Linked DNA regions of Homo sapiens: regions 1, 2, 3, 4 and 6 are each linked to region 5. A link is a loop called in an ENCODE intact Hi-C map of the cell type or tissue named here. Cell type or tissue: endothelial cell of umbilical vein. All regions are shown on one strand. Region 1 overlaps ELOVL6 (ELOVL fatty acid elongase 6). Region 2 has its middle 11 kb from the start of SEC24B. Region 3 overlaps LINC02945 (long intergenic non-protein coding RNA 2945). Region 4 has its middle 29 kb from the start of PANCR. Region 5 overlaps ENPEP (glutamyl aminopeptidase). Region 6 holds the start of LOC105377366 (a long non-coding RNA gene).

Region 1 (4,000 bases), 470 kb before region 5:
AGTGGGGCAGCTATAAAAACTTGCCTGCCCAAGTTTTTCTGGAATGTTAACTGGCAGCAGGATTATCTATGCAGCAGTCAATTCTCTGGTAGGTTTCAGATTTGTCATGGGCCAGTGATCCAGCCTCATATCTTGATATGATTAAAGCGGCTAAGCTGAGATGTTAAAAACAGTGTATTGAACCTATATTACCAAAATTTTGTTTTGTTTTGTTTTGTTTTAAAAAAAATGTGGCTTTTTTCCTCCCATGATAAACATTGGAAATGCCTTTAGATATATTTAGCTAATTTTAAAACTATTAAGACATTCACCCTGTAAACAAAAATTCCAAATTATTTTACAAGTAAAGACAAACAAACATGAACCTAATACCAAAATGAAAGTGCTTTGGAAGCATCATTTAGAGTCTTTTTAAGGTTTATGCTCACTTCCGTTTCTAACCTGCATTAAGAGATCTGCAATAAATCACTCAATTAAATAATTAAATCAACCAGATGAGCCTCCAATGGGTCCTTCAATTAAATTCAAGTCAACTGTTATGTGGCCTTCTCCTCATTTTAATTATTCTCATTTTCTGTTATAAGGAAAAAAGGCTTATTGCACGGTATCATGTATTTGCGAAGCTCAAAATAACATTTGCATCCTAAGCATCTATTAGCTCTTATAAAAGGACCTGTCTTTTCAGCTCATGTCAGATTTTGCATAATTTATAATACATTCCTCCATCAGTTGTGTCTCACCTATGAACCAACATCAAGACATTATAGACTGCTCACAATCATTTAACATAGATGTAACAGCTTTCCTCCCCTGCACTGTCCCCCACTCCCCATTTCTTCCAGTCATGACTTGGTTTGCATGGATTCTTTGTTCACTGCTCAAACCATTCACACAGAATGGAATAAAACTTTATTCTTTTTAAATTCCACACATAAACGAGATGCTGAAAAAGCCCTTGCCATCTCTGACAGAAAAGCAGAGCAGCTCTGTTTCATGAACGACAGCACAATTAAAGCTAAAATAATATAAAAATAATTCGAAAAAATCCCTTTTACTGTACACTCTCAAAGCAAGAAAGAGAAACAACAGTTTTGTTTTGTTTTTTTCTGCTAGCCAGAAAATGTGTTTCTATTCATTTGGGCTTTGAAGTTCAGTGTACCCCACATCTGTGTGTCTGTGTGTGTATGCGTGGCTATGTGCGTGTAATCTATGCAGTGTGGAAGCCCCTAATCTTTTCATCTAGTTTGCCTAATCATTAAGCTACTTAACCAATTATAATACTATTATGTCACATTGAACAACTTTACATAATTGCTTCTTTGAAATACTAGAAACATTGACACATGTATTTGGCTTGTAAAGGACTGAAATATTACAGAGAATATTATCCAGCTTTTTTTTTTTAAAGAATATGGCTCTTAATAAATTGATTTTGAGTTCCAGAGCTAAAGTCCCTTTTAAAACATTTCTGAAGCTGACTTGAAGCAGGATGAATATCTTCTGATTTGGCCAAAGACATGACAAGTATTTCATATCACTTAAAATTTGAGGGATAAGTGTATGGGGGCCCTTTGTTGTCAACTGTTTTCAGCCAAACTTGCCTTGAAGTTTGTTGTAGTATTGCCACTCAGCCAGCAGAGGGCCCTTTAAACACCTCTACATTGCTTGGGGAGCAAATGCAGATGATGCAGAAACACAGTGTTCCCCCAATATTTCGAACAGCCCTGTGATTTCCTTTTGGAATTCACAAAAATATCGAAAATATGCGCTATACTGTGGGGTTTCATTTGGAAAGTTATGAGTGTGTGTGAAGTCAAACAGGGAGGGGCATACACACCATCTGTCTGTCGAATTGATCTTCGGCTCACCTCTTTTCCCACTGCCTTTCTCCCTTTTCCAGCTCACAGTGGTCCTGGGCCGGGCCTTTTTACAAATACTACAGAACCCGTTTTCACATTGTTTGGTTGAGTGTTTATCTTTTTCAATTCTGTATTTACTCTTCTGTTCAAAAGCCCGGGGCAACTGAACAAAAGGATAATGCTTCATATCTCACTTAAGAGTAGAAATTACAGTTCAACTATCAGAAATGCTCTGGGATGGAGCTGCCCCCATGGGACCTGGGCTGCACTGTTTCCATCCTCCCAGGAAGAATCTTGGGGAAGTATTCACCCCCTTTGGTTTTGGCAAACTCACTAGCCTGAGGCTATGCAGTGAAGATGAAGTTAGTTGAAATATAGTTGTTTACATCTGTTTTCATAAGGATGATTAAGACATCTTTTCTCATGGGGTCTACAGCAGCTGGCATTTCTTAAAAAGGCTTTAGTTTCTGCAAAAGCATTATCGTTCTAGATATACACCCTGTGTCTCTTTCATTTTTGTCTTTTCTATTGGCTCCAGTTTAGTGTCCATAAAGTTAGAAAGGATTGTGTGTGTTGTGCTCGCACAGTTTCTAGAGTAAAAATCTTTCATCTTAGAGAAATGTGACACTTAGTAAATACATTTTTTCCTATGTGTTAATAGCCTTTGTTTGCCTTTGATTAGTCTCCTCTGCTTCTGGCTTGCTTTTGTTCTCCCTTGTCCTAGAGTTGATAGATAAAGAGGGAATGGGGTCTTCCAGCAGCAGTGCTTGGAGATGGAGGTGCACTCAGTGAGTCCTCACCCTAAAAGGATCATAAACTTACTGGGTTAAATCAACCTAATTATCCCTAAGCTGCCTTGGGTTTTGTGTTTGCTCATGTTTTGTTTTGTTTTAGCTGCACCACGTGTGATTCCTTGTGCCATTTTCTTTTGTCTATTATTTTTCTTGATGACCCTGAGCTATGGCTTCCTCCTCAGTTCCAACACTATTCAGCTTTCGTTGTTTTCCTCATTTTGCCGATGTAGGCCTCAAAGAAGAAATGGCAGAAGAGCACAAGGTAGCTGAGGTACATGAGTGAGGACCAGAAGATGTTCTGAAAGTGAGAGTGACACTGGTCATGCTGCATCCAGCAGAAGACCAGGTAGTTAACCACACAGCCCATCAGCATCTGAGTGATCTGGGACAAGGTGATGAACATGGCAAACTTCCGGGAGACTCGGAAACCTGCCGCCCGCAAGGCATAGTAAGAGTACATCACGGCGTGCACGCCATAGTTCATAGTCATGAACCAACCTCCCCCGGCAACCATGTCTTTGTAGGAGTACCAAGAGTACAGGAGCACAGTGATGTGGTGATACCAGTGCAGGAAGATCAGCTTCTGCTTCCTCAGAATAATGAATATTGTATCTCCTGGAAGACAAAGAGGAAGAAGGTACGTGAGATCCTTGACCACCAGTAACGATGACTTACAGTTTTGTAAGAGGGTAGACATCCTGAGCTAGGACTGGAGAGTTACATAGACTGGATTAGAACCCTGAACTGGTACTTACTAGCTCTGTGACCCTGGACAAGTTAGTTATCCTCACTATTTCTAGTTTCCTCATCTATATAAATGGTGATAATTTAAAAGAGTAGCATGGAATCACCTGAGGATTAAGTAGGATAATCAGCATGGCTCTCTTCACACACAGGAGGCAAGCAGCAAATGTTTCTTTCAAGGTATTTCACACAAAATCTTATCCATCATTGATCTGGAAGGGACATTAACAACTATGTTGCCAACTCCCAACTCAACTATACATTTTAGGAAATACCACCTGGAGGGGACTGGTGACTTGTCTTAGATCATTTATCAATCAAAGGAAACAGACTGGAAGTCAAGTGCCCAGCAAAATGTTCTAAGGCTTCTCTAGAGTAGTAAAACCATAATTTTTCTTTGGTACATGATAAAAGGTACCCCTCAAACATATATCTTTGTGAGCTCCCTAAATTACACAGCCTTGCCAAATGGCAGTGAGAAAAGTAAAACCTAAACAAAAGACAGAAAAAGGGGGACAAAAATCCTCTTCTATACACATTTGCTGACAAGGGTAATAGGAATATTTTATACCAGTGAATCAAGTGAGGAGCAATTGAAAATAA
Region 2 (4,000 bases), 1.1 Mb before region 5:
TCTTCACATGGCAGAGCAGGAGAGACAGAGAGTGAAGGGGGAAGTGCTACACATTTTCAAACAACCAGATCTCATGAGAACTCACTCACTATTATGAGAACAGCAAGGTAGAAATGTGCCCCCATGATCCAACCACCTCCCACCAGGTCCCTCCCCAACACTGGGGATTACAATTCAAATGAGATTTGCGTGGGAACATTGAGCCAAACCATTGAGCCAAACCATATCATGCACATTGCTAAAATAAACGTATCATTACCCAAGCTGATTGCTTTGAAAGGCAGCATTTATTTATGTGGCTATGTGCTGAGAAGTATGAAAAAAATTAATTTCATTATATTGTATCACAATTCATACCATTTGTCCTATATTTATGATAGGAGAAGATGACATTAAGCATGGTATATACTTAATGTCTCATTTGTTTTACAAACTAAGAAGTGACAAAGGAAATTAACCCCCCAAATCACTGAATATTATGAGATCTACTCTGCCTTATTGTCATATGATAACTATTTGCCTAGAATCTATGGATTTTTAAAATATTAAAGCATAACTCACTGACCAGAACTGGTCCCATGGTCCAATCTAATCACCATGTGCAAGGCAGTCATGTGCCAATGGTGAAATGCTAGAACAATATGGTAGCCGCAGTACCAATGCTTATTCTCTGCCACACACTTTCCCCCACCACGTCCCCACCCTAACACTTTAAGGTTAAAATGCAGACAAAACTTTACCTGAATTTTAAAATAAAAAGAAATAGTACAGTGTTATCAGAACAGAGTAGATTCTTTTTGTAATAAAGACAGGATCTTATTCTGTTGCCCAGGCTGGTCTTGGACAACTAAGATCAAGTGATCCTCCCAGCTTAGCCTCCTAAAGTGGTGGGATTACAGATGTGAGCCACCGCGCCCAGCTCAGAAAGTAGATTCTTTTTATTTTATTTTATGATTTTAAGTTCCAGGGTACATGTATGGGATGTGCAGGTTTTTTACATAGGTAAACATGTGCCATGGTGGTTTGCTGCATCTATCAACCCATCATCTAGGTACTAAGTCCAGCATGCATTAACTATTTTTCCTGGTGCTCTCCCTTCCCCCACTCCCCCTGACAGGCCCCAGTGAGAAAGTAGATTCTTAATGTTGAAATTTTAGGTGTGGGACAAGGGGACTATAAAGATAAACAGAAATGGATGTAGATACAGAGTTTCCTGTACTCTCAGATGAGACGACTGCATAAACAGCTTTACTTAAGCAGATTCATGGTGCTGGGACTGTTCAAAAAGTGTTGCATGCTATGTAGTGCGAAGTTGAAGGATTCTAGCAGCATTAAAGAAAATGTTAATTTATTTGGTTCCATCTCATCCTAGTCAATAAGTCAACACATACAAATTGTTCCCCTTTTTGATTGCCTAGAAGTAAGCACTTTTATCTATTCAGTTTTTAGATTCCTATGCATTGCTTTCAAATCAATTGCATGAATGGAAAACTCTTCTCATTAATCACATTCCTCTCCACGCCAGCGAAGTCTCCTCAAGTCAGAGCACATCTACACATCGTCCACCAGATGGCGGTGGAAGCCCACCGACATTGTAGACTACGTAGGAAGAGCGTCCAGATGGAAAAGCGGGTTGGGGCTTTCTGGTCTGGTTTTTTTGTTTTGGGTTTTTGTTTGTTTGTTTTTGTTTTTTGTTTGTTCGTTTGTTTAAGACGGAGTTTCGCTCTGTCGCCCAGGCTGGAGTGCAGCAGCGCGATCCTGGCTCACTGCAACTTCCGCTTCCCGGGTTCAAGCGATTCTCCTGCCTCAGCCTCCCAAGCCCTGGGACTACAGGCGCAGGCCACCACTACGGGCTAATTTTTGTATTTTTAGTAGAGACGGGGTTTCATCATATTGGCCAGGTTGGTCTCAGACTCCTGACCTTGTGATCCGCCCACCTCGGCCTCCTAAAGTGCTGGGATTACAGGCGTGAGCCACTGCGCCCCGCTTCTGGTCTGTTTGTAAAACTAATCATTTCGGGAGGCTGAGGCAGGAGAATTGCTTGAACCGGGGAGGCGGAGGTTGCAGTGAGCTGAGATTGCGCCATTGCACTCCAGCCTGGTGACAGAGCGAGACTCCATCTCAAAACAAAAACAAAAACAAAATTAAGCATTAAAACGAAGAGGACTGTTGGATTTTAGAGCCTCAGATACGGGGCTTTTTTTAAAAGTCCATTTTTTTTTAAATTGTTAGAAAGATATGGCAATGACAAAGTAATATAAGTGATCTAATTAGATTATATTTTTTCTTGTTTTAAATTCTGGGTAATCTGTCCATTGAAGCTACTTGGCTGGGGAAGCAATTGAAAGTGTCATTCCTCAGTATGCTTGAAATCTCTCATACCCTTCATGCCCAACTAAGATATATAAGAGAAAATCCTGTTAGTGGCCATCAGCAGCTGCTGGAGAATGCACCTTTATATCCAGATTCTGGAATCTTTCAGGCAACCCTGCCTTCTTCCTCTTTGACTTCTATTTCTCATTCAACTCACCAGATTATTGGGATAATCATGTGTGTGGAGAAGATTCTCAATCTCTTTGAGTTTCAGATTTCTCATCTGCAGAATTAAAGTGTGTACTTTTTTGAGGAAATAATACATGAACATACATAGAACAATGCCTGGCACAGCCTAAATGCTCCAGAAATGGGAACTATTATTTTTTCCTCAGACTTTTACCTTATTTTGAAAGTAAGCAGGCTGGGCACGGTGGCTCATGCCTATAATCTCAGCACTTTGGGAGGCCGAGGCAGGTGGATCACCTGAGGTCGGGAGTTCGAGACCAGCCTGACCAACATGCAGAAACCCCATCTCTACTTGTGGGCGGAAAGCCACCCAGGTGCTGAGGCAAGAGACTGAAGGCACAAGCTGTTCCAGTATAATAAAAGAAAATAATTAGAATACAAAAAGTTATACTAAAAATAAGATATAGACATGATTATATATGAATATTATCAATCTTTAGTTGGTAGTGTTGCTCTTTTAGTATTATAATAATCTCTGTTTTATAATCATAACCTAGAAAACACCAGGCCATACAGAGTCAGGAGCTGAAGGGACATGGTGAGAAGTAACCAAAGGACAAGAGTGTGAGCCCTCTGTCACGCCCGGATAAGGGCCGCTTGAGGGTTCCTTGGTCTAGCGGTAAGGTCAGTGCCTGGGAAAGCACCCATTACTTGGCAGACCTTGGTCTAGCGGTAGGGCCAGTGCCTGGGAAGGCACCCGTTACTCGGCAGACCTTGGTCTAGCGGTAGCGCCAGTGCCTGGGAAGGCACCCGTTACTTAGCAGACCGGGAAAGCGAGTCTCCCTTTCCCCGGGGGGAGTTAGAGAACACTGCTCCACCAACTCTTGTGGGAGTCCTGACATTAGCCAGGCCTGCCCGCAGTCATCTGGAGGCTTAAACATCTGTGGTGCTGTGCTTCAGTGGTCATGCTCCTTGTCCACTTTCATGTTCTGCCTGTACACCTGGCACCTCCTTTTAAGTTCTTAAAAGATAGCAGTAACAAAATTAGTGAAAGTACTAAAGTCTTTGATCTTCCTGATAAGTGCACAGAAGAAATGCTGACATATACTGTCCTCCCTCTCTGCTTCAGCTATCACAAAGGGAAAGGCCCCCCGTCACGTGGACACGTGACTTGCTTGACCTTATTAATCATTTGAGATGACTCAAACTCCTTACCCTGCCCCCTTGCCTTGCATACAATAAATAGCAGTGTGTCCAGGCATTCAGGGTCACTACCAGGCTTCGCGCATTGGTGGTAGTGGTCCCCTGGGCCCAGCTGTGTTTCCTTCTATTTCTTTGTCTCATGTCTATTTTTCTACAATCTCTCATCTCTGCACACTAAGGAAAAACCCACAGGCCCTGTAGGGCTGGACCCTACACTACTAAAAATACAAAATTAGCGGGGCATGGTGCATGCTTGTAATCCCAGCTACTTCGGAGGCTGAGGCAGGAGAATCAC
Region 3 (4,000 bases), 1.5 Mb after region 5:
TTTTCTAAAACCTGTAGCAAGTAGGAGAACAACATGTTAAATCCTACTGAAGCTGGCAAAGCCATACTAATGGATGGCAAAGTCTCTCTCCACCACTTTTCCTTGATCTTGTCCTTCCCTCCAGAGTCACACCACACCCACCCCCTTGTTTCAATTGTCCCTTTCATGCCTCTGAAAATACAATCACGTTAATATTATGTGCTGAAACACTTTTAAAATATGAAAGTATTTCAGGTTACTATTCAAATATGCACAAATAAATATGAGGTTTTTTCTGGGTATCATATACATCAATTTTTGGGAAGAGCACATTTAAAGACAGATGTCTGCTGTCCTGGCACCTCCAATATCACATTATTTTATGCATATTAAGAAGGTGTCATGGAATCGTCTCTGGTTCAGACCCTCTGGAATGTGAGGCATGGTCTTGGGATTGTGCCCTGCTGCCCTTTCTACATTAAATGCTAAACTGTCAGAGTGAGAGGAAACAGGTGGACCCAGTACAACGAGGGCCATCTGACTGAGACTGCCAACCTTCAGGTGGAACGTAGGAAATCAGAAATCAGCAGCCTTTCTGGACACTGTTATCACTATAAGAAACCATAATAATAAAAATGGGGGACTTAACATTGTAGATATTAGTAATGATCACTGCAATAAGCAACTCCTTTCCATGGACGCAGTCTCAAGTCCATGATGGCTTTACTTTAGGAGGGCTATTTATGCTATCCTCTATTTCAGAACTATATTTTGCTAGAAAAATGATTAAAGCTTATTCTCTTTTTGCATTTTGAAGTATTGGGCTTTTCATTTTAAAGTGTTTGATATGAAATTTCATCTTTATAATGAGAGTAGCTATTTATTGATTGCTTACAATGCTGAGGACACTGTGCTAAGAACTTTATATTCACAAACCTATTTGAGCCTTAAAACAACCCTTCAGGATAAGTATTATCAACTATTCTTCTTTATAGATGAAGCAATAAAACATCATATAACAAGTAGGGGAAAATCCACATCTCAAACCTTAGGCTTTGGGACTCCAAAGCCTATGTTCTTAACCACCACCTTACCCCATCTTGCCTTTGCAATCATGTATGGATTGCCAAAGAGCTATGCCCAGTTATTCACCACATTTTTTCAATATAAAATAAGTTCATCATCTAATAAGAAGATCATGATTTCTTTTCAGCTATTTAAGTGCTATAAATTCTCTTTATTTGCTCATTAGCTGGTATATCTTATCAGCTAATGGCAAAATGTAAAACCAGCTGGTTTTTAGAACCTTTCTTTTGCTTTCATTCTCAATGCTCCCTGAGTTGTTTGGTTGGTTGGTTGTATTTGTTATAAAGGAGTTAAGAGTAAGTACAAAGCAATGACAACATTGTCAAAAAGCAGAATTTGTTTTAAATTGTTCTCAACCATTTTCTTTATCAACATATACATCGCCACATAAAAAATCCAAAATTAGTTGGATTTTTACACTGGCTGGAGGTAGTCCTTAATTTTGTAAAATGGCTGGTTTTATAAACTGCAGAATGATACACTTCTGTGCAACAGAGCAGCCGAAGTCTGAAAACAAACTATTTGGTAGTCAAACCCTCCCCCATTCTAGGCTTCTTATATGGAGCTGCCATGACATCTAGTGGCCAAAATTTAGGGAAGCTATTCTTTATCCATAAAGCACACAGGATTTCTAATTTAGAAGCATATTGAAAATCTCACATAGAAAATGAAATTGTCGGTAAATACAGTGCTTCAAAGTTTACGACTATTACGTGAATTGTTGGTTTATCCTTCCTACATTACTTAGATATTTTAAAATATTTATCATAATGAATTTACACCAAAGCCTTGGTTTATTCTGAGGTGAGTATGTGAATGCATCATAGGATTTGATTCTTTGTGTTTTACTTCTGTAAGAGTAACAACAATTCGATATCAATGATTAAATCAACTTTACATTTTAAATGACAGTCTAAGTAAATGAGTAATAACTTTATATTATCTCAAATTAAAGTGAAACAACTGACATACAAGTCAATTCCCTGCACCTTTTTGCTGAGTTAATGGGATTTCTTTTCTAAAGAAGAAATATTTAATGTTATTAAAGGAAGAAATAGAAGATTGGAAGTCAATTTTTAAAGCAAAATAACTAAAAATGAACAGAGTATAGTTGTCTTCAGCAGATTTTTTTTAAAATTCCAAAGGTCTGTTTCTAGTAGATTTTCTGTGGTTTAAGCTAAAATAAATAGTTCGTGGAAACCACAATATACAAATGATCAGAAATAATTTTTAAACTCTTTTTCTAATGAGTTTTTTAGTCTAAGAAACACCAAAATAACAGCCCGAGACAGAGACTGATGCATCCATGGTTTATGAAAGCTATAATCACAGGAGTGGGGGACAGGAAGGGGCAGGAGAGACAAGAATGGATACAGAAGGAGGGGCAGCCAATACAACGATGCAATATAGAATTGGCCACTCCTGGATGCAACTGATTCCTGGATCTACAGGACCTTCTGAGAAAACTTATGGACTGTACCGTATCTCCAAATCACTCTCTGGAAGGATGCAAGGGTGGAGCATTTCCTGTCCATTTTTATGCCATATTGGTCAAGGTCTGTCCCATGGGTCATAAACTCACCCACACAGGGAGGCTGTTCATATGTGTTCAAGAATCCAAGGCTTCTGGTGTCAGAGAAGCTTTATATGGACTGAGGCAAGGCACTTCCAGTTGTACCTACATAAAACAGGTCAAAATCTGTGCACAGGCCGGGCACAGTGGCTCATGCCTGTAAACCCAGCGCTTTGGGAGGCCAAGGCGGGCAGATGACCTGAGGTCCAGAGTTCGAGACCAGCCTGGCCAACATGGTGAAACCCGGTCACTACTAAAAATATAAACATTAGCTGGGCATGGTAGTGCATGCCTGTAATCCCAGCTTCTCGGGAGGCTGAGGCAGGAGAATTGCTTGAACCTGGGAGGCAGAGGTTGCAGCCAGCCAAGATCACACTGCTGCACTCCAGCCTGGGCAACAAAGGGAGATGCTGTCTCAAAAAAAAAAAAACAAAAATCTGTTCATAACTGTTGTCTGCAGCAATGGCTGAAATGAAAGATGTGGCCAAGCGGATCTGCAGTGCTACACAAGAAACATTCAATAAATGTGCATGCAATTATACTATCTGTGTTACATTAATAACAAAATAGGTCATATCAAGTTCATTGATATGGATATTTTTATATTTAATAAACATTACTAAGTATGTTGATTAAATGATATAATTATCACCCTGGCCAATGCACAGCAGAAGTCAAAATTCCAAAGGGATCTTGAAGCAGCAGTAAAATCTATTCATCTTGATTGGCAATTATTTTAGTGATGTTAGTCTAAACAGTGTTCACAGTATGAATTGTTAGGTTGAAATATTTTAATCTTGTGAAAAAAGCAACATTTAAAATCAATTATCTCGATGTGAAATCCTGATACGATGGGAATAACTTGGCTCCTGGGAAGAAAATCTGTTAAGCTTTCATAGAAGCCCCAAGAGCAGATGTTTTACAGAAAGAAGAGAAACATAAAAGAAAATGAGAGTGGGAAATAGAAGAAAACTAAAATCCTACCTCATATCATGAAAAAATTTCCCAAAAGATAAATTTAGATTTTGTCCATCAAAGGGAAATTGGAAGTTCTACTTTTAATTTTGTATGTCCTTGTAGTACTCAAACTGAGCATTGTCATCGTCAAAAAAGTAAAGCTTTTGTGGATCCTTCATGACTGCTATCAAATCTAATTCAAGATGGATCAAAGACTCAAATGTGAGAAATAAAATCATTACCTCCCTTGAAGACAACATAGGTGAATTTTTAAATAATCTTTAGGATGATAAACGCTTTTTTACAGCCAGAAATATTAAAAGATGAGTATATTTTTACTTAAGTGGTAAAACCTTACATGGTACAAAGAAATGCCAGACAAAAAAGCCAAAATACTTGTAGCAT
Region 4 (4,000 bases), 69 kb after region 5:
CGAGGCGGGCGGATCACGAGGTCAGGAGATCGCGACCATCCTGACTAACACGGTGAAACCCCGTCTCTACTAAAAATACAAAAAATTAGCCGGGCGTGGTGGCAGGCACCTGTAGTCCCAGCTACTCGGGAGGCTGAGGCAGGAGAATGGCGTGAACCCGGGAGGCGGAGCTTGCAGTGAGCCGAGATTGTGCCACTGCACTCCAGCCTGGGCGACAGAGCAAGACTCCGTCTCAAAAAAATAAAAATAAAATAAAATAAATAAATAAATAAATAAATAAATAAAAGCAGACTGCGCAGAGTGACTTCCTCCCAAAAAATACAATAAAAAAAGGGAGTGGCGGGGGGAAGATATCTGGGCCAGGTGCAGTGGTTCGTGCCTATAATCCCAGCACTCTGGGAGGCCAATGAGGGAGGATCACCTGAGCTCAGGAGTTCGAGACCAGCCTGGACAAAAAAGGGACATGTAATCTCTACACAAAATGACAGTAAAGTGGAGAACTTGAGAAACAATACCACAGCCAGGTGTTCCAGATCAACATTAACAGTGACAAATCATATTGACGTGTACCCTTGATATGATATAATGAAGATGGCACTTTACTTCTGTGGCCATCCTCCACAAACCCATAACCCTAGACTAATCATGAGAAAAATATCAGACAAATCACAATTGAGAAACATTCTACAAAATGTCTGACCACTACTCAAAACTGTCAAGATTAAAAAAAAAAAAGTGAAAGTGTGAGAAACTGTTTCAACCAAGAGGAACCCAGGGAGCCCTAAAACAACTAAATGTAATGTGGTGTCGTAGTTGGGATCCTCGAACAGAAAAAGGATATTAGATAAAACCCAAGGTAATCTGAATGAAGTATAGACTTTAGCTAATAAAAATAAAATTCAATAACTATCAAATGTATGGATGATTCCTTAATAATACTTTTGTCCTTGCTAAACTTCTTTTTTTTTTTTTTTTTTTTTTTTGAGACAGAGTCTCACTCTGTCGCCCGGGCTGGAGTGCAGTGGCACCATCTTGGCTCACTGCAACATCCGCCTCCCTGGTTCAAGCGATCCTCCTGCCTCAGCCTCCTGAGTAGCTGGGACTACAGGCATGTGCCAACATGCCCAGCTAATTTTTTGTATTTTTAGTAGAGATGGGGTTTCACCGTGTTAGCCAGGATGGTCTCGATATCCTGACCCCATGATCTGCCCCCCTTGGCCTCTCAAAATGCTGGGATTACAGGCATGAGCCACCACACCTGGCCCGTCCTTGCTAAACTTATAGTGTGATGAATTAAAAAGAAGGTGAGCTTTGGCATCACGCAAATCAGATCTGCTCTCAGCTTCACTCCTTGGTTGCTGTTGAATTCTGAATGAGTTCCTTTTTTTTTTTTTTTTTTTTTGAGATGGAGTTTTGCTGTTGTTGCCCAGGCTGGAGTTCAATGGTGTGATCTCAGCTCACTGCAACCTCCGCCTCCTGGGTTCAAGCAATTCTCCTGCCTCAGCCTCCCGAATAGCTGGGATTACAGGCGACCGCCCCCACACCTGTATAATTTTTTTTTTTTTGTATTTTTAGTAGAGACAGGGTTTCACTATGTTGATCAGGCTGTCTTTCAAATTGCAAAAAGGAAAATTTGGTAACGGCAACCAAAAACACCGTAAGCCTATGTACTGTGCTGAAATACAAAAGCGTAAGCCCAAACTAAGAGTGTCTTTATTTTCTATTTGGATGCAAGCCAAAATCAAACAGAACTGACGTAGTGCCATTCTGCCTCTCCCAAGAAAGAAAGAAAGAAGGAAGGAAGGAGGGAAGGAAGGAAGGGAGGGAAGAGAGAGAGGGAGGGAAAAAGAACGGTTCGCGGGAAAAAGACATCAAATAACAGCAAAGAAATGCAGCTTCTAAAGTAATCTCCAGTTCCTTACTGGCTGTGAGGAAAAAAAACTTCTCACTGGATTAGTCCTGACATATTAAGAATTAAGAGCAGCCTCTAGTGGCAGATCAAAGATTTTACAAAGTAGCCTTGCAGAAACCAAAATGCCTTCTATTTTTTACTGCTTGCTCTAAGCAAGCTCAGAGCCAAATTAGCTCATCAACTTTTGCAAGTATGAATAATTTCACCCGGCTTTGAGTGTTCTTAATACTTATATTTTATTTATATTCTTTTTTATACGTAGTTTAGCTGGACTATTATAATATCATGGTGGGGTAGGATGTGGTGGGGGAGGATTTTTTTTCAAAGAACAAAGGATTGACTGAAGCCTAAATGAAGACAGATTTGATGAACTGAAGTTCAGTTCTCACTTAGCTTTTTCTGTCTCCTTAAATGAGGGTGATCAAAACTAGAAATATCCTAAGGAAAACAGAAATACCTGAGAAACAATGAATTTCCCTGAACTTCATCTTTCCAAAAGGAGCACCTTTCTCCAACACTGAATATGCCAAATGTCTCGTTTTACACACCTGCGTTTCTCCTTCCTCGGAACTCTATCATCCAAACCCTTGGTTTCTCATCACTTATGAAATTAAAAATAAATGAATAAATAAAATGTTCTTCCTCATCAGTTATTGCTACAAAGACGCTGTTATCTTGGGATAAACTCAACACGCCGTGATACGGTGTGAGGATTGCCTATCATGGCAGCTGTCCACTATCCAGAGAAACAATCAGAAAGTTTTAGGAACACCCAAGGGCAGATTTTTTTTCGTTTCAAATTTTCACAACGGACAGTACCAGGGAGCTGGGGGGAAACTGCTGAAAGCTGGGACACAAACGGGTGACTCAGGGTGGATAGAAGTCACCCCATCAGAGAGACCAAGGAACTTTACCTACCACCAACCACTTCCCTGGACTTTTTTGTTTGTTTGTTTTGACGAGTGTCTCTCTGTCGCCAGGCTGGAGTGCAGTGACGCCATCTCGGCTCACTGCAACCTCCGCCTCCCGGGTTCACGCCATTCTCCTGCCTCAGACTCCCGAGTAGCTGGGACTACAGGCGCCCGCCACCACGCCCTGCTAATTTTTTGTATTTTTAGTAGAGATGGGGTCTCACCTTGTTAGCCAGGATAGTCTCGATCTCCTGACCTCGTGATCCGCCCACCTTGGCCTCCCAAAGTGCTGGGATTACAGGCGTGACCTACCGCACCCGGCCCTTCCCTTGACTTTTAACCAGGCTTTTGGAGAAAGCGTGGAATAGTAAAAGGCCAAAACAATAGCCTCCCTTTCCCGGGTGTGGACACCCTTCCCGGTCCTCAGGAGCCTCAGAGGATCACCCTCTCCGCCCCTTCCTCTAGGGCCTCGCTTGGGAACGCAGCGAAGGCGAGGCCCGACCCTGCCTGGGACGCCGCAGCCCTGGCCCACCAGTGCTCCCAGCCCGCCTGTTCTCAGGATTCCGTGCGTCCAGCGTCGGGCTAGTGCCTCCTCCAGGTCAGAGCGCCGTTCCCTCTAGGATGCAGGAGCAAGAGATGTGCGCGGAAAGGTCCCCAGGACGAGGACGAAGCCTCAGGCTTCTCAAAATAAATGGCGCACTTGGCCTTGGAGGGAAAGGAGGAGGCCTCCGGGAAGGTGTGGAGGAGACTGGCAGCCTTGACAGCATCGAACTGGGTTCCGCCCACCGAGATTTCTGCCTCGAGGACCTTGCGGAGCAGCCACAGGCAGCCTCATGCGGGTGCCCAGCGTGCGGGACACGAGGCTTCTGCTCTTGGCGGGGTCCAGTGAACCCCAGGAAGGGCCTGGGCTGGGTGCCTGGGGCGAGGGTTGTTCTTGGCCTGGGACTTGGTCACGTCTCCATGGAAATATTGCTAATTGTTCCTTCACTTGAAAGACGAGACTGTAGACAAAATCTTTTTAAACCTTGACGGGCCTGTTACTCCCAAGAGCTTCTCTTCAAATTACTTGGAGAGAGAATGAACCATAAAATAATATTGCCTTCTTTCATATCCTTATATAATCATTTAATTTTTTAGAGCTTCTCTGCTTCTCTTACATGTGTGCTTTCAAGTAAAT
Region 5 (4,000 bases):
ATATAATTCTTATTTTCAAATATGAAAATATATTTAATAAGTTGGCAGAATTTTACCCTGAAACTACTTTCCTCATTCATCAAAGAATGTGATTTTTTAGACTATTTCTCTTTCATTAAGAAAGCCCCATCTGCTGGTTTATTTGGGGAAGTGCAATAATTATTTGAATCTGAAGTCCCTGAAATGATGGCCATTTTAGCAATTTCTCTTTACCTTTTAGTTATTTTAGATGCATAGATACAGGGACTGTGCCAAGTGGTATTTTCATCCTAAAATCATAGAGCCATATAATTTAGCAGAATCATCTTGAGGAACTAATCTCACAAATATGATCATGAAATACTAGTTGCAAGAGTAATAACTGATCATTGTTCCTTACATAGCCTTTATTAGTTTCATTTGTCTTTTTATCCCCATTGTAGGGATCTTCTATTTTGAGAATGCTTGAAGACTGGATAAAACCAGAGAATTTTCAAAAAGGATGTCAGGTATGATTTATTACTTTTAGTGATATCAAAATTAAACTACATTGATATGTGGCTGGTGAATGTTAAGATATGTGATTAATCAAGGATAATTTCCTTTTTAATCTCTTTACTGAGGCATAGATAATATAGCAAAAGATAAAAACATGATTTTACATCCAATTGAGTACCTACATTGTATCTGTAATGATCATTTAGCAGAAGTCTCATGGAGAAGTTGAAACAGATTACTTAGTTATTTTTGAAACTCCTTACATGTGTCTTAGTCAGCTTGGGCTGCCATAAGGAAATACCATAGACTGGGTGGCTTAAACAATAGAAATGCATTTTTCTTGCAGTTATGGAGGCTGGAAAGTCCAAGATCAAAGTGCTGGCTGATTCCGTTTCTGGTGAAGCCTCTCTTCCGGGCTTGCAGATGGTAGACTTCCCACTGTGTCCTCATAGCAGAGAGAGAGAGAGGGAGAGAGAGAGAGCACTCTGGTGTCTCTTATAAGGATACTGGTTCCACCATAAGAGTCCCAGCCTCACGATATCATCTAAATGTGACAGCTCCCAAAGGCTTCGTTTCTAAATACTATCACACTGGGGGTTAGGGCTTATATGAATTTCAGGGAATACGATTCTTTCCATAGCAACATGATATAAACATCTAAATTTATCTATAAAGGTCATTCCTTATACTGAGTACAAGACTTTTCCCTTATTATTAGATTAGAAAAGATCAATATTAGTATGCTTATTACAATGGAGTCAGTGAATAAAGAGGCTTGCTTCCTTTTGGTAACAGAAATGACAATAAACTTTCTGAAACATTTCACACATCCCACTTAAGCGTATTATTCCAGGAGATGTTTCTGTTTCATTTTCGTTTTTCTAACAGACCCTAAGCCAATCGTCCCAGGTTTGTTTTTATTTTTAATTTTATCAAAGTAGCTACAATGTGTCCCTATAACTGCCGTCTCTGCAGGTTGGCCCCATTCCAGCCTAGAAATGAAGTTCTCTTCCTACTCTTTCCCTTCCACCTACATCCTGCCTGCTGCGATAACCCAGGTAGTCAGGAGTAGCAGTGCTGACGGTATTCATCCCAGAGAGCAGAAAACAGGTTGGAGAAATGCCCCCTGCTGGCTGCCACAGAAAGTACTTCTTCTGTATGTGATTCCCCAGGAGAAGGTCACCATTCACATAGATCTCACTCCCATCAAGCCTTCTTATGTGGCATTTAGCCCTCTCTACACTACTCTAAAAGAAAACGGCCCCCTTCTACCCAATAGTGAAACATCTAGGTGATTATTAAAGTAAGAAATAAAGTCAAGATTTCGGAAATATTTGGAAGTATATCAGTATATTTTAACCCTTTGTCTATTAGTAAAATATTTTGTAGAGACATTAGGTGCAAAGAGAGAAGCTATGTGCTTGTGCTTCTGCATCATGAGAACATCTTGTAACTTTTCCATAAGTTTCAAACTCAAATGTTATCATATATTCCCTCACTGTAAGCATTATTATTATTATTATTGTTATTGAGACAGAGTCTCGCTCTGTCGCCAAGGCTGGAGTGCAGTGGCGTGATCTTGGCTCATTGCAACCTCTGCCTCCCGGGTTCAAGCGATTCTCATGTCTCAGTCTCCCGAGTAGCTGGAATTACAGGCACCACCACACCCGGCTAATTTTTATATTTTTAGTAGAGACGGGGTGTCGCCACGTTGCCCAGGCTGGTCTTGAACTTGTGAGCTCAAGAGATCCGCCCGCCTCGGCCTCCCAAAGTGCTGGGATTACAGCCATGAACCACTGTGCCCTGCCCATTGTAAGCATCTTTAATCAGGGACTCTGTCTTCTATATCTTTACCCATACTGCAGGGCCTAGTTTAATTACACATGTTACGTCATCCTGAAAATGTTTGTTAAATGAATGAATGAGTGAATAGCCTATAATAAATTATACAGGACATAGAAATAAAGAAGATTCATTTTCAAAAATTAAGTTAAAATTCAGTTTGTATAGTTTTGATTCTAAATTAAATTGTAATTAATAAATAACAATTTTGGCATCTTCAGAGCTGGCTTCAAATTAAATAATCTTTCATATTGACTTTGATAGAGAAGTACTAAGATTCCTTGAAAATGAATAGCTATCCTAATAATTCCATAAAACTCTCATATTTCCTTTAACCTAGTATCTATGTTATAATTAATTTAAAAAACCGGTTTTGTCTAAAATTAATAATTCTTAAGTTAAAAGTCTTCCTTTAACTGTGATCACAGATGGTGCTAAAAACTGAACTATGAAGAATAGATATTAATATTTCATGCCATTATAGTGCTATGGAATGAATTTACACAAAACACCCAAACACCCTTTTCCTTCAATCTTCAAACACTAGCTAATATCTGAAAATAGTATATGATCGATATGGACCACATCCAATAAACCCTCAGACCAACTGGAACATAGTTCCATAGTTCACATAGTTTGAGCATCCCAACAATATCCTCCTTGAGTTGTCATCATCACTCTATGATTGTTGCCCTGAAATCCCACAGGCTATGAATGGGAGTTCAAGGTATTTCTGTTGCAAATACTAACTTTCTGCCCAAAGTGACTCTTTATTAGCTAACCTGGTGTGGAACTAAATCTGGGGCTGGCCATTTGTCTATTCTCTTTCATGCTCATCACCTTGCCCCAAACTCAACCTCAAACAGCAAAATAGGTGCAGGATGGGGGAAATAAGAGCAAAATTATCAACTGGAAAATCTTTAAGGCTATACATGTACATAAAAGATGTAATAGAGAAGGGGACATTCATAACAATATGTGGTCATGAAATAGAAACCGAGAATATATTCTTCCTTTCTTTTTCTTCTAGTATCAGTAGTACTGTCAATAAGACAGGAATGGGTCAGCTGGAAAATGTCTTTTCCCTTCTTGGGATACTAGTAACAGAAACATTGTTCGTTTCCTTTTGTGCTCACTGATTCCAACTAATAATGAACTGTGACCTAGGTCATCGTGTAATTTTGACTTGAATGATTACATGATTATTCAAGGTGAAGAGGGAAGTGTCTTAATATAGAATATTCAAAAGCACTAATCTAGACAATATAAAATTAGTACCTTTTAATATGCTGATTACATAAATTTCCATTCAGCCTGTGGTTCATGAGAAGCAAGAAACTGCAATTTTAAAAGCAGTAACAACAATAACAGTGATGAAAACCACACACACTGATCCAGGGTTCAGAATTCTCCTCATCATAATCTCAGGCAAATCTCTTCACCTCTGAAGGCACCCAGGTAGTTAGGGAGAGCAGTTTCCTTCACCTCAAAATGTGGGAGCTTTATTAAATAATATTTAAAGTCCCTTCCAGTTCCACGATTGCATGGTTCTAAGCTCAAGACCTTGTAGTAGTCAAACTCCTCTAAATTAATTTTAAAAGATATTCAATAGAAATTGTCATCAAAACACAGCTATGGTTATAACTATTACTATGCCAAGTATTCAATTATTATTATTTAA
Region 6 (4,000 bases), 1.1 Mb after region 5:
TAATTACTGAGATATTCTTAGTAATAACATTTTTTCTTGCTTTATTGAGGCATAATTGGCAAATAGAAATTGTATATATTTCAGGTGTACAGTGTGATGTTTTGATATATGTGCATATTGTGAAATGATTACCATAATCAAGCTAATTAACATATTCATCTCTTTGCATAGTTACCTTTTTGTGTGTGTGCGAGAACACTTAAGATCTAGTCTCTCTGCAAAATTTAAATATACAATATTGTGCCCAGTAATAATATTTTGAGGCTGAAGCATCCATATAACTCTCTTGACCCTTTACTTTTCATGTGTAGACCCAAAGAAAATCTATCACGACTCTGAAATGCTACAATCAGAATTATAATACACAGCAGGAAATTAGAAATTATTGATATAAAATGAGATCAAACTAGATTTTGCACCTACAAAAATGAATAAAATTCCTTTCCATCAAATGTGTAAAAGTTAATCCAATTTATCTAATAGTAAAAACATTGATTTTATGTGGTATTTTTCAGACCATAGCCATATTTAGCCTTTCAAATCACTGTGATAAATAACTTTCTGATCCATCGCTTCCCCTAGCTTTGTTGCTATTATACAGCTTTATCTGATTGATATAATTTTAAAATATGTATTTATGACACTGAATCTCCAATTTTCAATTGGATTGTATTTATAAAAATCCAATTTCTAAATATCTTATCCATGTTGGTTAACAGTCACAAAAATAAAGATCACTTTATCAATTGGGGCTAATTCTAGAGACTAAACAAAAAAAACCTCTATTATTTTCCAATTTGCTTTGCTGTCTATACTCCTGTATACACCAGTATTCCCTTGAAATATGATCTGTTCTGAGTTCCTCAAGCACAGAGAGTTCTAGGGCACATATAATGTTAGGGCACTTCATTATGTATTTTTGTCACCAGTTATTTTGTTTTGAATTAATATTTATTTCAGGGACATAGGATTGTTTTTGCAGTGAACCATCCCTGACTATCAAACTATTGCCTACAATCACTGTCATTAATGCAGCACTATCACATGAGAGCCAAGGATTAAACCTGCCAAAACAAGCCTAAGATTTTATAGTCACGAGGCAATTAATTACTACACATAGAAATAAAACTAGTCACATCCCCAGATTATATCAAAGTACTCATTTTACAATATTGCCTGCTAGAGGATTAGTCTGATTGATGACACAATTTCTCCTGAAATTTTTGCCATCTGAAAACCTAATGACATCAGGATAAACCATTTTACTCTACTTTAGGCCACTCCTATTATTTTCAACCTTTGCGCCATTTTATTTTCACCCTTAATGCAAAGAGGGGCTTCTCTTTATTTTCCTCCTCTCTTACCAGGAGTCAGTCACTATCCAGCTATCCAGGGCAGAGAAGATTATCCATTTAATAAGGAATTACTGCCATCTTGTGGTTACCATAATTGAAGGAAAAAATTCTAATGCTCTAGACAACAAAAAAAAGATTGAGATGTTATATGCTATTTTATCCATTTTAATTGCAACATACCTCATTAAAGAGACAGTATGATACACGATGTTTTTTAGTGAAAATATGTACATGAGTATTAGAGCATTCAGGAAGATGATCCCTGTTCCACACTTCATCAAAATCCAGCAGTAAATGAAAAATGTAAAGTTTTAATCTAAAATAAAAATGTGAGTCTGCACATGATAGACAATTATGTAGAAAACTAAGTGGAAGCATTAACAATTTCTTATACCTACCCCTACTTCAGCAATTTATCTTCATTTTTTTTAATGCTAAGAATTTGTAGAGGATCATAATTCAGTAGGTTCAAATATTTCTAACTCTGAGGTGACATGTTTGCCACACATCTCAATAGCCCATGTCAGCACCGGAAATTGGCCAAGACCTACCAATAACCAGAAACAGATTTGAAGTAAATGCTTCTCTCAGATCTGTATGGCACATGTTGTCCTCAATATTCTTTTCCTTGACATGTGACAAATTTGCAAATTCTGCATTTTTAAGATTCACATGGTAGAGCCAGTAAAACACTGGCAGTGAGATCCAATAAGCACATCTAAGAACACTTTGTTCTGAAAGTATAAAGCAAAAAATATAACTCTGCTTCTCTGTCAAGATATGTGACATTATTTAAAGCAAAATTAGTGTTTTGAGAAGTGGTTTCAAGGTATATTTATCTGAATGCATTTGATCGAGGAAAGCAGCTCACTAAAAACTTATTTTAAAAATGAGGTGTTCAAAAAGAACATTTTCTCCTCATAAGATTTGTATTGGTCTGAAGTGCAAAACCTTAAATAATGGTAGAAAACACTCCACCTGGTGGTAGAAGAAAAAGGGTAGCAGCTCTATGCAAAAGATCTTCAGACAAAAAGATGGAGTGAATGAACAGAATACAAGCCTAGCTAGAAACCATGTCAGATACTTCACTGCAGTTGCTGAGCATCCTAAAAGCAAAATCCAGACAGAATCTGTCTCTCTATAAATCTTTCCACCCCTTTCCATTACTAGGTGGGTACTGTTGGCTCTAAGCCATCTGATTTTACTATGATTTATTAACTGCTATGCATTATATATGAGATTCAGGTTTGCTGAAGAGTTACCCTTATGGTCATTGTTGCATACAAATCAGCTACTGTTAGAGAGGTTTATTGCATCATTTTATGCTGCTAGCACTTCTGTTAGGCAGTGGTATAATATGTAACTGGAAAAGAAAACCCCTCCTGTTATATTTTCCCTTATACGTTACTAGCACATGCAGTGCACGTTAAGAACAATAGTCTTTTGTTCTGTTCTGTTTATAAAAAGAAGAAAAAGCATCCAGAACAATGGGTGAGAAGAAACAAAAACCTGTCGCCTAAATCAAGGGATTGGTATTCTCCAAATCATTGCTACCGCATTGAGCCATTTTCTCTGGTAAGACCAACTGAAACGTGAGAAAGAGCAATAATGTGAGCAAAACCAATTTACTCTTGGTAGGAAATTGGAAAAAACGGTAGCAGAGATCTAAGCAGATCTGTCTCTGAAATAAGCTACCACAAAACAGTATTTCCACACTCTTTTTACATTGAGACATTCGATTAACTAAGTAATTCAACTCGAATTTCTAGCCCAGCTCTCAGTACAATGACTTGACAGCTTGCCTTTAGCACTTCGCTTGTATGTTTGCTCATAACTGGCATAAACAATCAAGACAAAAGCAACACATTACCTAAATGGCCTTGGTTTACCTGCAACAAAAGGCAGAATGGATATTGTCTTACATACCCAGCAGAAAGGGAAAAGGCATGGCTGACCATATTTTTTTTTTTTAAAGCAGGGGAAGGAGGGCTGTTTTCCTTCCTTTCTGAAATTTTGCCATGTTACTCTAACTGCAAGCATTGCTATCAACTTCAATGTGGCATATGTTATTAAGTGTTTCTGAAGAAAGACATTAGTATTAGGTAACAGCATTATGACTAAGAAGAATGAGTCAAATATTCTGCACTCCCAGCTTTAGTAAGACTTCTGCAGGCATACTAGAAACATCTACTGAGATATATGTAAAATGACTTTAGAATCTCAACAATGTAGATATAAATACATGTTTGTATTTCTGTTTTAAAAATTTTGTGTAAGTCATCCTTGAATGCATTTCCTAATATTTTTAAATAGCTTGATTTCCTCTTAACTAATTGCGTGGCATGGTGAAAAAGTTTTCAATGTAGTTTAGTATAAAACCATTTATTGGATTCCCACTGTGTGCCTACTGATAACTTTTAAGCATAACAGAGATGAATGGTTGTTAGTTGAGCTCAGAGATTCTTAATGTCTTCAAGTCTCTGATTTTTATAGAAATTTTCCATGTATAATGAGTTTTATCTCACAAAAACTGCCAGAGAGAGGAGATGCTTAGAAGGAAAATGAGACCTTGAAGAAGGAGAGGGCAGACAACATGAACCAAGAGAGTAAATTGTTCTCCTGCATGGGTAACTTTGAAAAGTATC

The links. A loop is a pair of places that touch in the nucleus more often than their neighbours do. Peaks named below come from ENCODE experiments on the same cell type or tissue, not always from the same donor. Only the 100,000 strongest peaks of a DNase experiment are listed, where the experiment ranks them.
Region 1: it touches region 5 in a loop (2.5-fold over the local background); 29 of 110 quality-filtered maps call a loop at or near these places.
Region 2: a loop joins it to region 5, with 10 times the contacts of the local background. A loop is called at or near these places in 20 of 110 quality-filtered maps.
Region 3: it touches region 5 in a loop (3-fold over the local background); 10 of 110 quality-filtered maps call a loop at or near these places.
Region 4: it touches region 5 in a loop (8-fold over the local background); 8 of 110 quality-filtered maps call a loop at or near these places.
Region 6: a loop joins it to region 5, with 2.7 times the contacts of the local background. A loop is called at or near these places in 7 of 110 quality-filtered maps.

The regions. Positions count from the first base shown.
Region 1 is chr4:110,048,495-110,052,494 of GRCh38, forward strand. It overlaps ELOVL6 (ELOVL fatty acid elongase 6), which reads right to left. Exons shown (of 4, transcript NM_024090.3): 4 at 1-3,268. The coding sequence ends at 2,844. Among named protein-coding and RNA genes, the nearest start is that of EGF, 140 kb to the left of the region's middle. RefSeq lists an enhancer at 2,496-3,695. In endothelial cell of umbilical vein, a CTCF peak has its summit at 1,643 (motif pointing right); a DNase peak (open chromatin) is centred at 1,627.
Region 2 is chr4:109,421,015-109,425,014 of GRCh38, forward strand. No RefSeq gene overlaps it. Among named protein-coding and RNA genes, the nearest start is that of SEC24B, 11 kb to the right of the region's middle. In endothelial cell of umbilical vein, a CTCF peak has its summit at 1,564 (motif pointing right); a DNase peak (open chromatin) is centred at 1,577.
Region 3 is chr4:112,030,277-112,034,276 of GRCh38, forward strand. All of the region lies in intron 1 of LINC02945 (long intergenic non-protein coding RNA 2945), which reads right to left. Among named protein-coding and RNA genes, the nearest start is that of LINC02945, 80 kb to the right of the region's middle. In endothelial cell of umbilical vein, a CTCF peak has its summit at 1,649 (motif pointing left); a DNase peak (open chromatin) is centred at 1,615; H3K27me3 peaks cover 933 bases.
Region 4 is chr4:110,584,445-110,588,444 of GRCh38, forward strand. No RefSeq gene overlaps it. Among named protein-coding and RNA genes, the nearest start is that of PANCR, 29 kb to the right of the region's middle. RefSeq lists a silencer at 3,469-3,763. In endothelial cell of umbilical vein, a CTCF peak has its summit at 1,997 (motif pointing left); a DNase peak (open chromatin) is centred at 1,857.
Region 5 is chr4:110,514,955-110,518,954 of GRCh38, forward strand. ENPEP (glutamyl aminopeptidase) reads left to right here. Exons shown (of 20, transcript NM_001977.4): 8 at 423-488. Among named protein-coding and RNA genes, the nearest start is that of ENPEP, 41 kb to the left of the region's middle. RefSeq lists an enhancer at 1-148. In endothelial cell of umbilical vein, CTCF peaks have their summits at 128 and 1,602 (motif pointing left); DNase peaks (open chromatin) are centred at 147 and 1,557; H3K4me3 peaks cover 514 bases; H3K27ac peaks cover 915 bases.
Region 6 is chr4:111,629,475-111,633,474 of GRCh38, forward strand. LOC105377366 (a long non-coding RNA gene) reads left to right here and starts at 2,696. Exons shown (of 6, transcript NR_188427.1): 1 at 2,696-2,930. In endothelial cell of umbilical vein, CTCF peaks have their summits at 1,410 (motif pointing left) and 2,323 (motif pointing left); no DNase peak of the experiment used is centred here; H3K27me3 peaks cover 207 bases.